Regions from separate parts of the Homo sapiens genome. Here regions 1, 2 and 3 are each linked to region 4. Evidence: chromatin contacts called from ENCODE Hi-C or POLR2A ChIA-PET data. All regions are on one chromosome and are shown on one strand. The core of a region is the stretch at or near the end of the contact, and the rest is flanking DNA. Distances in the headings are between cores, read along the strand shown.

Region 1 (3,255 bases), core at 645-3,144, 6.6 Mb before region 4:
TTAGCATGGTAGTCATATTTTAAAATCACTTCTATAGCCTTCTAAAATTTCAGATCAAGAGATTTTGCCTCTTAAAAATATTAGCTAATTTCCAGCATATTAGTAGAAATCTTGCCACGTATGTTTATAATCATGCTCTGAGGTTAAAAACTACAAGCTAATTTACTGTAGTAATCAGTCTCAAATCCCTCGGAGCGTAAGTTCTTATTATAGCATTTATATGTTAGGGAATTTATAGACAGCTTCTTACCAGTGAGCTGTCTCTTTGGGCCTTTTGATTTTCCTATTTGAAAATCCACAACGGTTCCAAACGAGTAGCTCTCACACCACTTCAAATACGTGGCAACCTGGTAACCACTAAAATGCACCTGTATAACACACAAATGTAAAAGAACGATCTCTACTTGGATGGGTTAGAAATGTGTCAAGGGTCCTAATTCAGGGGCAAATTTCGAACTTGAACCCACGCTTTCTGCCTCCTACAGCTTGCATCTTTTTGTTGAGAAGAAACCCTTCAGGATTAGTTTTTAAGAGAAACCTTCCCGTTTTACATATGTAGAAACTGAGCCCAAAGAAACAAAATTATTTGTCCAAGGTCACGCCCAATATCAGTGGCCAAGTCAGAGAGGAACCCCTTGTTTCCAATTTAATAGCCAAGCCAGCTGCATGTTACTACTCTTTAAAACAAAAATTCCCTAACTGCATCGCTTCACCCCCTCTCGATTTTTGAATAAAGTTGTTTATTCAAAACGGCCCTTCCCCACGGTGGTGCTTTTATGCCTTCGGGTAGTAAAACCTTCCATAACGTGTTAGTGAAAAACACGAGGAGGCCACGTCTAACGCGGTGACTTTCACAGGCCTTTTTCTTTGGCCAAAATTTTCTCGGAAAGACTGTTAATCCTACATTCCGCTGGGGGAGGAGCGACGAGGGAGGAGGGAGGTCACCGGCAGCTGACAAGTCCTTACATGTACTTGCGCGTGCCCGGGACGCAGCCTGCGGGGCCGAGGAAACCAACGAAGGATGTATTAGGACGAGAGGGAAGGAAGGGGGCGGGAGAAAAACACGGTAGTGGGAAATCCCTGTGCACTGGATCTGCCAACCCCTCGCAAAGCTGAGAAGAGCCGTGCGTGAATAAATCTCATTAAATGGCCCGGCGCAGACACTGCAGCAGCAAAGAGGAGGGGGCACCGCGGCTCGCGCGGCACGTTCGGGAAGGGGGAACGCCAGGGCGGCCCTTTTATAGGCCGAAGCCCGCGCCCGCGCGCCCCCACCCTTCGCACCGCCCCCGGGCCACGCGCGGAGCCGCGGCGTTACCTGAGAAGGGCCGGCTGCGTCCGCACCCGGCCCCGCCCGTTCCGCCGCCCGCCCGCCCTTCCCTCCCGCGAGGCCGCAGCGGCACGAGATCTGCGCCTCGCCTCCCTCCTCACGCGGGCGGATTTTCTTACCTTGTGAAAAACCGTCTCAGCGGCTGCCCCCGCCTCCTCTGCTGGATGTGAAATGGCGGTCGGCGAGGCAAGTGTGAGCATCGCAGCTCCTGCCAATCCTGCATAGCCGCCAAAACGGCCCCGAACACTGGCGCCCCCCTCCCGCAAGCCCCTCGGAGCCCATCCATGAGATCGGTGCTCCGCCGCCCCTTCCGCTGCCCCTCACCCAGGTGACCGTGCCCGCCAGCCGAGTCATCGATCCCGCGCGGGCGCTGCCGGCCGCCGGCCGCCTCCCTCGCCGCGTGCCCGGGGAGGGGGAGAAAGCCCCTTCTCGGCCCCCGCCCTCCGTGTCCCGCCCGGGCGCCCGCCCTCTCGCTCCTTTTCCCGCCGAGCCCCCTCCCCCGCACTACTCGCAGCCTCCCTTCGCCACACACACCCCCCTCTCCCCTCCCCCCAGTGGTTGCGTCCGTGACATCATCATCATGGCAACAAGAGCTGCAGCCTGGGACCGAGGAGCCCGTGTGATTCCCGGCGGTGGCGGCAGTGGCGGCAGCACCAGCACCGACGAAAGCTCGAGGGCTTCTCTCCTGCGGCCCCTTGCCGGGTGCTCCTGAGGAGGCGGCGGCAGCAGCGCCTACACCGCCCCGCCCGCCGCTCCTCGAGGTGCCTCTGTGTGAGGGGAGGGGGCCGTGCCGAGAAGGGGAGGGGGCGCCGCCGCCGCTGCGGAGGGAGCCGCCGCCGCTGCTGCTGCCGCTGCCGGGTCGCCAGTGAAGGGAGGCAGTGGCGGCGGCGGCGAACATGTTTTCAGTAAGGATAGTGACTGCAGACTACTACATGGCCAGCCCGCTGCAGGGGCTGGATACCTGCCAATCCCCCCTCACCCAGGCCCCTGTCAAGAAGGTGCCGGTGGTGCGAGTCTTCGGAGCGACCCCGGCAGGTAAGCGGGCGCCGGGCGCGGGGCGGGAGCGGGAGTCGGCGGGGCGCCGGGGCCGCCCTCCCCGCCGCGCACACGCGCACACGCCACCGGCGCCGGCCGTCTCCGTGGATCGCTGCCGCGTCTTCCCTCCCCTCCGCCCTCCTCGCCTTTTCTCTCGTGCGTGACAAGAGCCGCAAAAATGTGGGTCCGCGCGAGCGCTGCGCGGCGCCCCCACCCCCGGGCAGGGAGGTGGCGAGCGCCGCGTGTTTAGACTGCGTGTGGCGGCCGGGAGCGGGAGCCGCACTCCAGGGCGCGGGCCGGGAGAGCGAAAGCCGCGGGCGCCCCGGACGGCGGGCCAGGTGGCCGCGCCATGTCCATCGGTGGACGGGTTCGTAGGGCCTGCTCTGAGGTCGGTCGCTAGTGGGACATCCCTTGTGTCCCCCAAGTGCCGCTTTCTGGAAACGGGGAAGTGTCAGCCTTGTTGTCAGTCGCTCCCCATGGTCTCTTCTCACCCTCGCTCTCCTCTGCCAGTTCCGGAGATGCAGTGGGCCGGAGAGAGTGGCGCTTGGGGCCAGATAATCTTTCTCACTGGGGTGACCGTGTGGCTCTGCTGTGAGTGCAGGTCGTGACTCCTTAGAGTTTAGTGCCTGAGCGTCGGGGGACAGGGCAGCATCCTTAGGTGCAGTGCTTTCAGGAAATGTGCATCCATGGAAGTAGGAAATGCGTGTTTATGTTGCCCAACCTAAAACATCACACTTAATGGGGTGAATTTATTAGGAACCACAGCCAGACTCAGCAGCACAGACATTTTGAAATGCTCCTAGGCTGGGCTGTAGGATTGCGTTTTAAGTACAGGTATATATTTTTTAAACACAACTATGTTGAAGAAGGGATGGGAAGGGGAGACAGCCGTG
Region 2 (3,384 bases), core at 125-2,624, 5.3 Mb before region 4:
GAAGGCCTGGGACATCACTCACAGACAGTAGTTTCCCAAGAGGATAGGGCCAGACTGCATTGGGTTGAGGAGAAAATGAGACGAAGACAAAAAGAGAGCTCCAAAAAGCTGAGCTGTGAAAGGAGAAGACTCAGGAGGTTACTGGAGGGGCTTAAGTTTGGAAAGTTTTGTTTTGATAGGAAGTTAGGAGGATTCTAAGCATTCTTTCATGACAGATGTCCATTTTTAAAAAGTAAAATTCACATACAGCTTGTTAAAAACCTGTAAAACACTTCTTAAGTCATTAAACTAGACTTGGGGACATGATACAAAGGAATTTTTGGACACCGCCTCCCCTCTTCACATCTTGAGCTGATCACCTACCTCGGGCTCTACTGGGCCTACACTACCAATTGGTAGATGCTCTCATCAGGCTCCAGACACATCAGCTTTTCCTCAGTTCTTCAAACCCACTAGGCTCTTTGCGTTCTCAGGCTTGCCTGTCACCTCTGCCTGGAAACTCTTGCCTTATTAATCAGCTTCCTCCATTGAGATCATGCAGCTGTTTCTCAAATCCAAGGCCTTTTTCTCACTGTATTAACACACACAATCATAAAACATTTACTGCACTCTCACTAGTTGGCTCTGTGCTATATGCTTTATTTGTGTAATTTCACTCAATTTTCACACTCATCTTTTCATGTAGACAGATGTTTTGAAAATGATCTCCACTGTACAGGTGAGGAAAGAAAGGAGGCTGCATAACTTGTCCAAGTTCACACAAGTGGTGGTGCCAGGATTAGAACCTAGTTCTTCAAAAATAAGACAAATCGAGGCCACTGCTCACACAATACTCTAGTTTGGGAAGTCCTGATCTAATTTCACTTATGTTCCGAGATTACACCTGCACTTTCCAGGCTATGTCCCTAATCCACAAATTCAAATTTCATCCCCTCCTTCCACTTGCTTTCTGATGGCGGGAGGCAAGGGCAGAGAGCATCGGAGGGCTATTCCGAACTTCCAATTCTGCCTCTCCCGAGGATGCATGTGGGAAGGAGAAGAAATTCAAACGTTAGCAACTTATCTCTGAGCACTGAGAAAGAGGTAACCCGGTACCTAACAAGCGGCTGGCAGTTCTGGAGCTGAAGCCAACAATTCCCACACTGCATTAGTAGCAAAAGTGCTTACCTTAACTGCCACCTCCGGAGCCGAGTCCACTGCCACTGCTAGAGACGGCTTTGATGAAGGCGATTTAGTCAAGTGCATGAGGGAGTCGGCGGCTGGCAGCGGACACCGACTGCTCTCACTGTCCGAGTCCGATTCGGACCCTGAACCCGAACCATAGGAAGCGGCCAGAGCTGCAATCGCAGCCGACATGACGGCAACAAATCTTCTGCGGAGACCCTGCCAGGGCGGAAGAAGAAGAGGCTCCCAGGTCCTGACAGATTGCAATGGAACACATCATTAACTTTCTTTGCTAAGAAATAATGTCTTACATTTTGAAACAATAAGCTAATTATTATTAGAATAACTACTGTCGAGCTGAGAGCTTAAAAAAGTTTATCTAGGGAAAAAGGGAGAATTATAATAGTTTATAACATTTAGGACCTAGTTGACTAAAGAATATGAGTTCCAAAATACCTTGAGGCCTCGCGGTCCTGCACTCCCAGCGTGCAGCGCGGCAGGAAGCGCGAGAGGGCACAATGGGAAGTGTAGTTTGCAACGAGGGGGCGGAACGGGGGCGTGTCCCCCTTTGACCCCGCCCCCGAATGGATGTTCCATTCAATTGGCTATCATCTTCCCTCATTCCCTAGCCAAGCAGTGTTCTCTTCGTCCCCCTCCCCCAAACTGAGGATTGGGCAATACCACAGAACCTCAGGAAAGGGGGGAAGAGCGAGCTTCGGCCCCACTAATGGGGGAGTGGGCGGAGGCTGGATTTCCCACCTCGGCTGCACCTGGGCACTGGAGGCTGAAGAGGAAAGTGAGAATCTGAAGTTTTGAGACCTCTGACTGGCCAGGAATAGCTCCTGGGGCGGGGGGCAAGGATGGGACCATAGGCGGAAAGAGTCTCGCGGTCCCCCCTGCTTCTGGCGCGGGTCCCTGCGCCCGGTTGTGGAGCGTCTCGCGCGGGGAGGGGGCGGGGGGAACGGCAGCTCGCGGTGTTGTTCACTCGCGCGTCGAGCACACGGTGGGTCCGGCGGCGGGTTGGCGCCCCAGGCGGCGTTCCCTGTGGCCTGGCGCCTGGGCCGCTGCCCTGAGCGGGTTCCGCCCCAGAGCCCGACCCTCCTGGGGGCTCTAGGCGGAGTCCCGCGAGCCGAGGGGGACCGGCGACCGCTGCCGAAGCATGAAGAAGGGGTAAGGCGTGAGCCCCCAAGATTTCACGGTGAGCGCGAGTCCCTGAGGAATTGCTTTTTTCGGGGAGGGGGTGTTGGGAGAGGAACTCTTCCTTACTGGCCGGAGCAGACCGAGTGGTGTGTGGCCCGCAAAGGTGACGGGGATGGATGGGCGCGCCTTCCCCGCCCCGGCCCCCACCCCCATCCGCGGGTTTTCCGAGCGCCCACCGCCCACCCGCCAGCGGGGCTGGGTGCCGAGGGAGACGGCGGCGGGCGCGCCTGGGGCTTGGCTGCAGGGACCGCCCCGGGGCTGCTCTCGCTGGAGAGACTGTGGGTGTCACCTGAGGTGCCACCGCCCGGGCTTCCCTGCCCACCCGCGCCCGCGGTCCGCCCCGTGCCTCTTTCCGGGGGAGGCGGTAGCCCCGGGCGACAGAGAATCCCCTGCTCGCCCTACGTGCGCGAGGCTCGGTAAAGCGAGCTCGTGCGTTTGCGTGTTTGCTCCGCGAGTCGGTGTCTGAAAACATAACGGTAAAGCGAGTGCGGGCATCCTTTTCTTCGTTGGAAGGGGAGGCGAAGCGGTGCTGTCGCTTCTGGTGCCTGTTCATGGGGGCTGCCTTGGGCAGAGTTACGGAGCCGCTCACTCAGCGCTCATGTCGGCAGGACTCGCCCATTGTGCCACCCAGATAATTATTCAACTATGCAGCATCCATTGCACCTTTCCCATTTTTCTTTTCCCCTTGCTACAGCATGCCCCCTAGCTTCGGTACTCTGACACCTTCTCTTGCACTTGCGGATGATGAACTGGAATAACGATGAAAGAAAGCACATCCGATCTCAACATTCACGTCCTGCCCTATAACCGATTAATTAATTGATCCCCAGCTAGACTAGGTACTTAAATACGACTTACTCTAATCATTTCCTTTTCTATGTAATAAGATGTGCGGTGGATTCGACTTAAATTTTTTCTTTGGTGTTAGATTCACGATTAGCTAAGGTCTTTTTTCTGTTCACTAATTGATGTAATTGACTTATTGGTTATTCAATCCGTCTAATGTTCTTAAATTTAAAT
Region 3 (3,158 bases), core at 45-2,544, 6.0 Mb before region 4:
CTTAAGGCATTAGAGGCATTATGTCCTGGGGCAGGCGGGCCTCCCTCCACCCGCACCTCTCCCGCCCCGCTCCGCCGGCTCCGTAGCAGGTTACACAACCCAAGGTCAAGAGATTGGGGAGCAGCCCCCAGCGGCCTCAGCGGCCGTGTCGAGGGCGGCCCCGGGGACTGCGCCGTCTGCCCAGCCGCCCCGAAAAGGCTCTGGCGCAGAGCATGTTAGGGGAGCGGTGGGGCCCCGCCACTGCGACATAACTGCTCCCGCCCAATCCCCGCCGCCCGAACGCCACATGCTGCCCGCGGCCGCCGCGGGTGGGAGGCCTCTTCGCCAGCCCCTCAGACAAGGCCGGGAGGGCCCCTCCTATCCGCGCCCGAGGCAAGAACAAGCGCCGCTCCCGCCCTCCATTCCCCGAAGCCGGCACGCCCGAATTAGCGCCTGACTAAGCCCGCCGAGCCACACCTGCCGGAGGCAACCCGCGCAGGCGCCCCCGACCCCCACCTGGGGCCCCTGCCGCCAACTACTACGGAGGGAAATGTCGGGAGGCGCGGGCCGCAAAACCACCCCGGGCCGCGCCGCCCGCCGCCCAGCGCGGGACGTTACCTGAGCACGCGGCCGCGCCGGCCTCCTCCCCTCCCCCAGGGCAATGCCAGGCGCGGCAACCACGGCGGGAGAAGCCGGCTCCGGCCCGCGTGGACATGGCCGCTCTCCCCCAAACCGCGCACCTTCCAAGGCCGCCGAAGCGACCCCAGGCCGCAGACTTGCCCCCAACTGAAAGCTGAGGGAACTCGGGCTCCACCCGTGGCTGGTGCCTCGGCGGCGGCGACAGCCCCCAGGCCCGGATGTCAGCGAGCGCCCCGGGGACCCACCTTGGGATAGTGCGAAGATCCCCAGATCCTTGGTTTGCGTCGGGCTGCTGCCGGGAGAACCAAACCTCCAGCAGCTTCTCGGTCCCTTCGAAAAAATGTGCAGCTTCCATCACCGTGAGACTAGCGAACAACCAACAACCACAGAAAATCAACTAAATTAAACCTCTTCTCCCGCCGCTGCCGCCGCCGCTGCGGATTGTTCCAGCTGTGTTACTAAAGTTCAGGTTCCTTTTTTTTTTTGCTATAATTTTATATTAACTTTTTTTAAAAAAAGGACTAATAAAATTTTCCCGGCTTTGTGTGAGCGAAAGTTGAACGTGAGTCTTTTGGAAATAGAGGCAGATACAGTTCAGTCTCTTGTATTCCGCTGCTTTCCCGTTAGAGAGAGTAGAGCGAGCGCTAGCTAATGTCGCCGGCCATACTGTGTAAGCGAGAGCGCTGCGTGAGCACCGCCCTTATATATCCCGGCTCCCCCCAAAAGACCAGGAAGTGACGCATCGTCCCACCTCCACGGCCTATAGCTGCTGCCGCCTGTCAATCACTCGCGGCCGAGTGGCGGCTGGCTGGCCGAGGGCCTGGCGGAGAGCGCGGGGAGCTGCCCACTGCGCTGCGGCTCGGGCTCTGGCCGGCTCCTGAGTGGGAGTTGGTGCTGTGATGTCCAGCTGGGGACTAGAAACCTCGGATCGAACGCAGAGTGGGTGGGGAGAGCGGGAACGGAATGAGGAAAGGCTGTGCAGAGCTGTTTAGAAAAAAAAAATGATTAGCAGAAAACATGGGTGGGTCCTTAGGGGTGTTGGCGGGGTTCAGCGGGGACGGTGGCCAGCGCTGGGTTGGCGTGGTGGTTTTGATCTTGTGCAGTTCACCGCGACTGCTGAGGTACTTGGCCATTCTTAAAAGTGTGTTTTCCCAAGGCGAACGCAGCCAGGCGTTAAAACTAAACATTTGTCCGTGACGCGCACGTTGCCAGGGGTCGAATTAGAAGGCGCTTTAATTCTGCTCACGCCTTGGCTGATGTGCGAATGAAAGCAGTCCTCGGCTGGTTTATACAATAGCCAGAAGCATTGTCTTCCTATTTCAGAAGAGAAAAGCAACGTGGCGCCCAGCCTTGGAGGGCCCCGGCTTTACCCACCTCCCACCGTGTGGCTCGCCATGCCTCCGAATTGGCTGAGCACAGCAGCCTCCGGGAAGCACTGGCAGCTCCGTTGCTCCATTAGCTCAACTGGTGGGAATTTATTCAGCAAAACTACTTCTAGAAACTGAATGTGTTAAATATAATCTGAACTTATTTGATCATGTTTTTCTTTGAATTTTATCAAGCTGATGTATTAATTGATGGAGGTTCTCCTTACCCCCCAAAATTTACAGTGCTATCTTCCCATGTGCTTAAGAAGGATTTACCTGGAAATTAATAAAACAGGGATTCCAGAGCTATCACTGGTGGTAACTTAAATAACTATCAGTCTAATATTTTATAAGTGTTAAGTATAAAATAGTCGTCAAGCCATGGTCAAACAGTTTAACCTCAGATGGCAAAACTGGTAACAAAGTTATTACTTTTACTTGGGAATATGGGAGGAAAAAAACCCAAGCTGACATAAAAATTGCTATTGTCACAAGACAAAAGGACTTTTCGCTATCATCCTTAGAAAAAAACTTTCCCCAAAGTGAAATAAGATGATGTCAACATGAAAAATCCACTGAAAAAGACATGGTTTGGGTTTGCACTCTAGATACCCTGTAGAATAGCTCTTGTCTTACAAGAACGTGGTTCACGTGTCTCCGTGAAACCTGTTGAAAGAAGCTATGTTGTGAGCTAGGTACATAAACTACTCTTGCTTTGTTTTGTTTGTCTGAGACGGAGTCTCGCTCTGTTGCCCAGGCTGGAGTTCAGTGGCGTGATCTCGGCTCACTGCAACCTCTGCCTCCTGGGTTCAAGCGATTCTCCTGCCTTAGCCTCCCGAGTAGCTGGGATTACAGGTGCATGCCAACACACCCGGCCAATTTTTGTATTTTAGTAGAGACGAGGTTTCACCATGTTTGCCAGGCTTGTCTTGAACTCCTGACCTCAGGTGATCTGCCCACTTCGGCCTCCCAAAGTGCTGGGAGGCCACCGCACCCAGCCCTCTTGCCATGTTTTATAAGCATCCAACTCAAACTGCGGATTGGGACAAAAGATAATAAATGTTGCTTATTTTATAATGATAAAAGAATGTGGTTACTCTACTTGGAATAAAGATAAAAGAAGTATTTCTGTGTTTTACAAGCTGTTCAATTATTTGATGGTTCTTACTGAAG
Region 4 (3,386 bases), core at 413-2,912:
AGCTGAGAGAAGCTGAGGGGCCAACTTCTGTACAGCAGTGGGAATCCTGACTTTTTGAATAGCATAAGAGGCCAAGCAAGACTGGAACATTTTTAGTTGAAGCCAGGTTGCAAATGGTTGAGCCTGGGCTAGACTGGTCCATAACGTCTGGTATTTCTTTCTTCCTTTCCTTTTTTTTTGAGACAGGGTCTCGCTCTGTCACCCAGGCTGGAGTGCAATGGCAGGATCTCAGCTCACTGCAGCCTCTGTCTCTCGGGTTCAAGCGATTCTCCTGCCTAAGCCTCCCGAGTAGCTGGGATTTCAGAGGCACACCACCACGCCCGGCTAATTTTTGTATATACATATTTTTAGTAGAGACAGGGTTTTACCATGTTGGCCAGGCTGGTCTCAAACTCCTGACCTCAAGTGATCCGCCTGCCTTGGCCTCACAAAGTGCTGGGATTACAGGCATGAGCCACTGCGCCCAGCCTCTGGTATTCTTTTGAAACTTTGACCTCTACCACCTTGTTGCCAGACTGGTTTAGGTATCATCTGATTAGGTGAAGATTACAGAGGTCTTCCCCGTGCCTGTGGCACCACTGGCACAAATGGTCACTAGCTGGAACTGATTTAGGACGGCACTGGCAGGGAAAACACATGCCAACCACCATCTGCCCCTTCATATCCTGAATGGGCAGGTGAGACTCTCTTTCACTTGGCCAGCCAACATACATCATCAACGTACATGTGCCCATTCATTTCAGGAACAGCTTTGTCTCTTTGAGGAAGAGAAGCTGAAAAAGACAAGCCTTTTGTTTCTCCCTCACTCCAGCATCATCTTGGCACTGGTAATATATCCAAGATATATTGGTGTTAGCCAGGCTCACATTTACCCCTTTGATTGGGTTAATTTTTTGAAGTTCCAACTTCTGTTGTTTCAAGTGTTCAACTTCTGTGCAGAGCTTATGAATATGATTTTTCGCCACTGAGTTCATTTCTTCCACAATGTAGGTATCCAAATTTTTTGTAACTTACAAAGTCAAATCCTTTGGATTTCCCACTAGGCTGTGTCATCACATAGACACTTTAGCATTGTACCAAATAAATGAAAAAATTTTTTCAGGTTGTCATCATTCATATCTTCCCCAGAGCTTTAACTTTGTGCTAGGTGCCTTGTTAAGTACAGGGATACAACACAGTTCAAGATTAAATGTCCCTGCCCTCATAAAGCCGCCCGGCAGGAAAAACAACTAATTAAGCTATTGTCAAGTTATTTACAATGAAGACAAAAGCACAATATGCTTTTGGATTTGTTTGATTTTATTACTCTTTAAGTTTGACATATGAAAATACCATACTTAAAACAGTTCATGTAGGGTACCTGAAACAAAGGCACTAATACAGTACTAGAAAGGTGGTGACGGATTTAAGAACAATTGTGCCAATTTCTAATCTGTTTTATAGTAAAGTTATAGAATTGGAGGAAACTGCTCCTGTACAACTTTGGAGGAGGGTAGGAGGAGCAGGGCGTGAGAATGCCTTTCCAGAAGCTTAGGAGTACGCCCAGTCGCTGCGTGGCTTCCCGCATACTCAGCCCTGCGCCCGCGTTGGCGTGGCCTGGGCGCCCCCAACGTGACTCCGCCCAGGGCGCTCCGTTCTGCCAGCTGGAAACTACAGTTCCCAGAAGGCCACGCGAGCCCGGGAGGGACGCGGCGGCGGGGGCTGCAGGAAAGGCGCGAGCAGAGGCGGCGGCGGGTGTACTGTAGGTGGTCGGTCCGGCAGCAGCCCGGCCCCCGGACGCAGGACGTGGCCCCAGGCAGCCCTCGCAGCTCAGTGCTCTAGCCGGGGCAAGCCCGCGTCTCCGCCTGCTGGACGGGCCCAGGCGAGATGTAGGGCTCTGGGCGCGGAGGCCGCCGGTGGGGCGGCTGATCGCGGAGGATCGCGGAGGGCGCGCCGAGGATGGAGAGAGCGATGGAGCAACTCAACCGCCTGACGCGCTCGCTGCGCCGCGCGCGCACCGTGGAGTTGCCCGAGGGTGAGCCGGGTCGCGGGGCCAGGCTGGCCGCGGGGCTGGGGGCGGCCAGTGGGGCAGGAGCTCCGGCCGCGTCAAGGTCGGGTGGAAAAACTAACTGAAAGCTGAGAAAACGCCCACTTTTACTTTCCAGAGCTGAGAGGCGGCCCCGGGCCCCGAACTCCCCTGGCCCGACGCTCCCACCCCGGCAGGTGGGAGTTTTCGGGAGGAAACTGGGTTGGTGGGGGTTCCGCTGCTGGGAGGAGCGAGACAAAGGTCTCGCAACGTCTGTCGATTAGGGGTCTTGGCAAAGGGGCAGGAATACCAGCCGGAGGCCCGAGACCCGGAGTCAGAAAACATCATAATTGCGGGTCATTTAACAGTAGCTGGGGATAGAGATGATCCAAAGATACTGTTTACTTTAAGCTGCATCGGGGGGCCAGGCGGGCTTTTATTTTTGTTATTTTTTAAAATGTGGGGCACTGCCTTGTTTTGATAACAGGCAAACAAAGGGTTGTCAAACATCAAACAGGTACTCTTAAAGTACTGTATGGGTAAACACAATATATTTTTCTTTAATATGCATGCCTGCCTTCATTCTTCATTTATTCATCAGACTAGTATTGAGTGGGCTAGCTGGTAACTAGGACGCATCTGCAAAGAGGAATAAGGCATGGTCCCTGAGGATCAGGACTTTTAGTTCAGCGTGCCAGGGTTCCCTCAGGACAGGTAAAACTCTGCTAATAACAAGGAGAGAAAATAAGCAGTTTTGTTTGCAGCGTCAGGAATTCAGACATTTTAGTGGTGATGGGAGACAGCAGTGCTGCTTCTAAGAAGCTTTTGGCTCTTTATGCCCAAGTGAGAGAAGGGTTGGGAGGAGGTTGTAGCTGGTGAATAGCTTTTTTCTTAATTGTAGTAGTTTATCTTACTTTTTCAAAACTCTCTTTGAATTGCTGCTGGGTGGTTTGTAGGATAGGGAAGGAGACCTTGGCAGACGGTCATGAAAGAAATGTGGGATTGGGTACTTTGGCGATAATTTTCTTTCCTTTCTTTTATAGAGATGAGGTCTCACTATGTTCCCCAGGCTGGTCTTGAACTCCTGGGCTCAAGTGATCCGCACCCTGCTCCCCCCAAAGTGTTGGGATTACAGATGTGAGCCACCGCGCCTGGCCTGGGGATAATCTTCTTGAAAAAATGGTCTCTAGTCTCTATTTAGAATTCAGATTTTGGTAACTAGATTCTAGCTTCAACTTTTTCTATATTTTCTTTCCAACTTCCACCTTTGAATCCATTTCTTAAGTGCTACTCTTACTTATTTTTCGTAGTCGAATTATTGGTATAGCTTTATGAAGACTACATGTATAATTTATATTGTCTAGTTTGAATCCCGATATTT

Evidence for each region. Hi-C counts contacts between places; a loop is a spot of excess contacts on that map. ChIA-PET counts read pairs that join two places held with the same protein, here RNA polymerase II (POLR2A). Pooled maps may share reads with other maps.
Region 1: a loop to region 4 is called in a map of naive thymus-derived CD4-positive, alpha-beta T cell, with 20 times the contacts of the local background. The contact joins the promoter of REV3L here to the promoter of HACE1 in region 4. A Hi-C loop is called at or near these places in 1 of 168 maps with a recorded cell type or tissue (naive thymus-derived CD4-positive, alpha-beta T cell), 1 of 37 single-sample maps with no recorded cell type and 4 of 50 pooled maps.
Region 2: a map of CD4-positive, alpha-beta T cell shows a loop between it and region 4 (6-fold over the local background). The contact joins the promoter of CDC40 here to the promoter of HACE1 in region 4. A Hi-C loop is called at or near these places in 2 of 168 maps with a recorded cell type or tissue (CD4-positive, alpha-beta T cell and naive thymus-derived CD4-positive, alpha-beta T cell) and 9 of 50 pooled maps.
Region 3: a map of CD8-positive, alpha-beta T cell shows a loop between it and region 4 (14-fold over the local background). The contact joins the promoter of AMD1 here to the promoter of HACE1 in region 4. A Hi-C loop is called at or near these places in 1 of 168 maps with a recorded cell type or tissue (CD8-positive, alpha-beta T cell) and 2 of 50 pooled maps. POLR2A ChIA-PET finds 5 or more read pairs at or near these places in 1 of 52 experiments (activated T-cell).

The regions. Positions count from the first base shown.
Region 1 is chr6:111,481,857-111,485,111 of GRCh38, reverse strand. It overlaps REV3L (REV3 like, DNA directed polymerase zeta catalytic subunit), which reads left to right and starts at 1,894. Exons shown (of 32, transcript NM_001372078.1): 1 at 1,894-2,362. The coding sequence starts at 2,224. It also overlaps TRAF3IP2-AS1. RefSeq lists enhancers at 748-1,107, 2,948-3,007 and silencers at 1,178-1,567, 1,608-1,837, 2,008-2,307, 2,368-2,437, 2,498-2,577.
Region 2 is chr6:110,178,417-110,181,800 of GRCh38, reverse strand. It overlaps CDC40 (cell division cycle 40), which reads right to left and starts at 1,374. Exons shown (of 15, transcript NM_015891.3): 1 at 1,168-1,374. The coding sequence starts at 1,356. WASF1 (WASP family member 1) reads left to right here and starts at 2,131. Exons shown (of 11, transcript NM_003931.3): 1 at 2,131-2,362; 2 at 3,059-3,203. RefSeq lists silencers at 2,102-2,211, 2,452-2,771.
Region 3 is chr6:110,872,921-110,876,078 of GRCh38, reverse strand. It overlaps AMD1 (adenosylmethionine decarboxylase 1), which reads right to left and starts at 1,294. Exons shown (of 9, transcript NM_001634.6): 1 at 864-1,294. The coding sequence starts at 973. RefSeq lists enhancers at 1-156, 157-872 and silencers at 120-309, 340-409, 470-719.
Region 4 is chr6:104,858,195-104,861,580 of GRCh38, reverse strand. It overlaps HACE1 (HECT domain and ankyrin repeat containing E3 ubiquitin protein ligase 1), which reads left to right and starts at 1,662. Exons shown (of 24, transcript NM_020771.4): 1 at 1,662-2,014. The coding sequence starts at 1,939. It also overlaps the pseudogene LOC100422315. RefSeq lists enhancers at 1,573-1,867, 1,482-1,981 and a silencer at 1,604-2,233.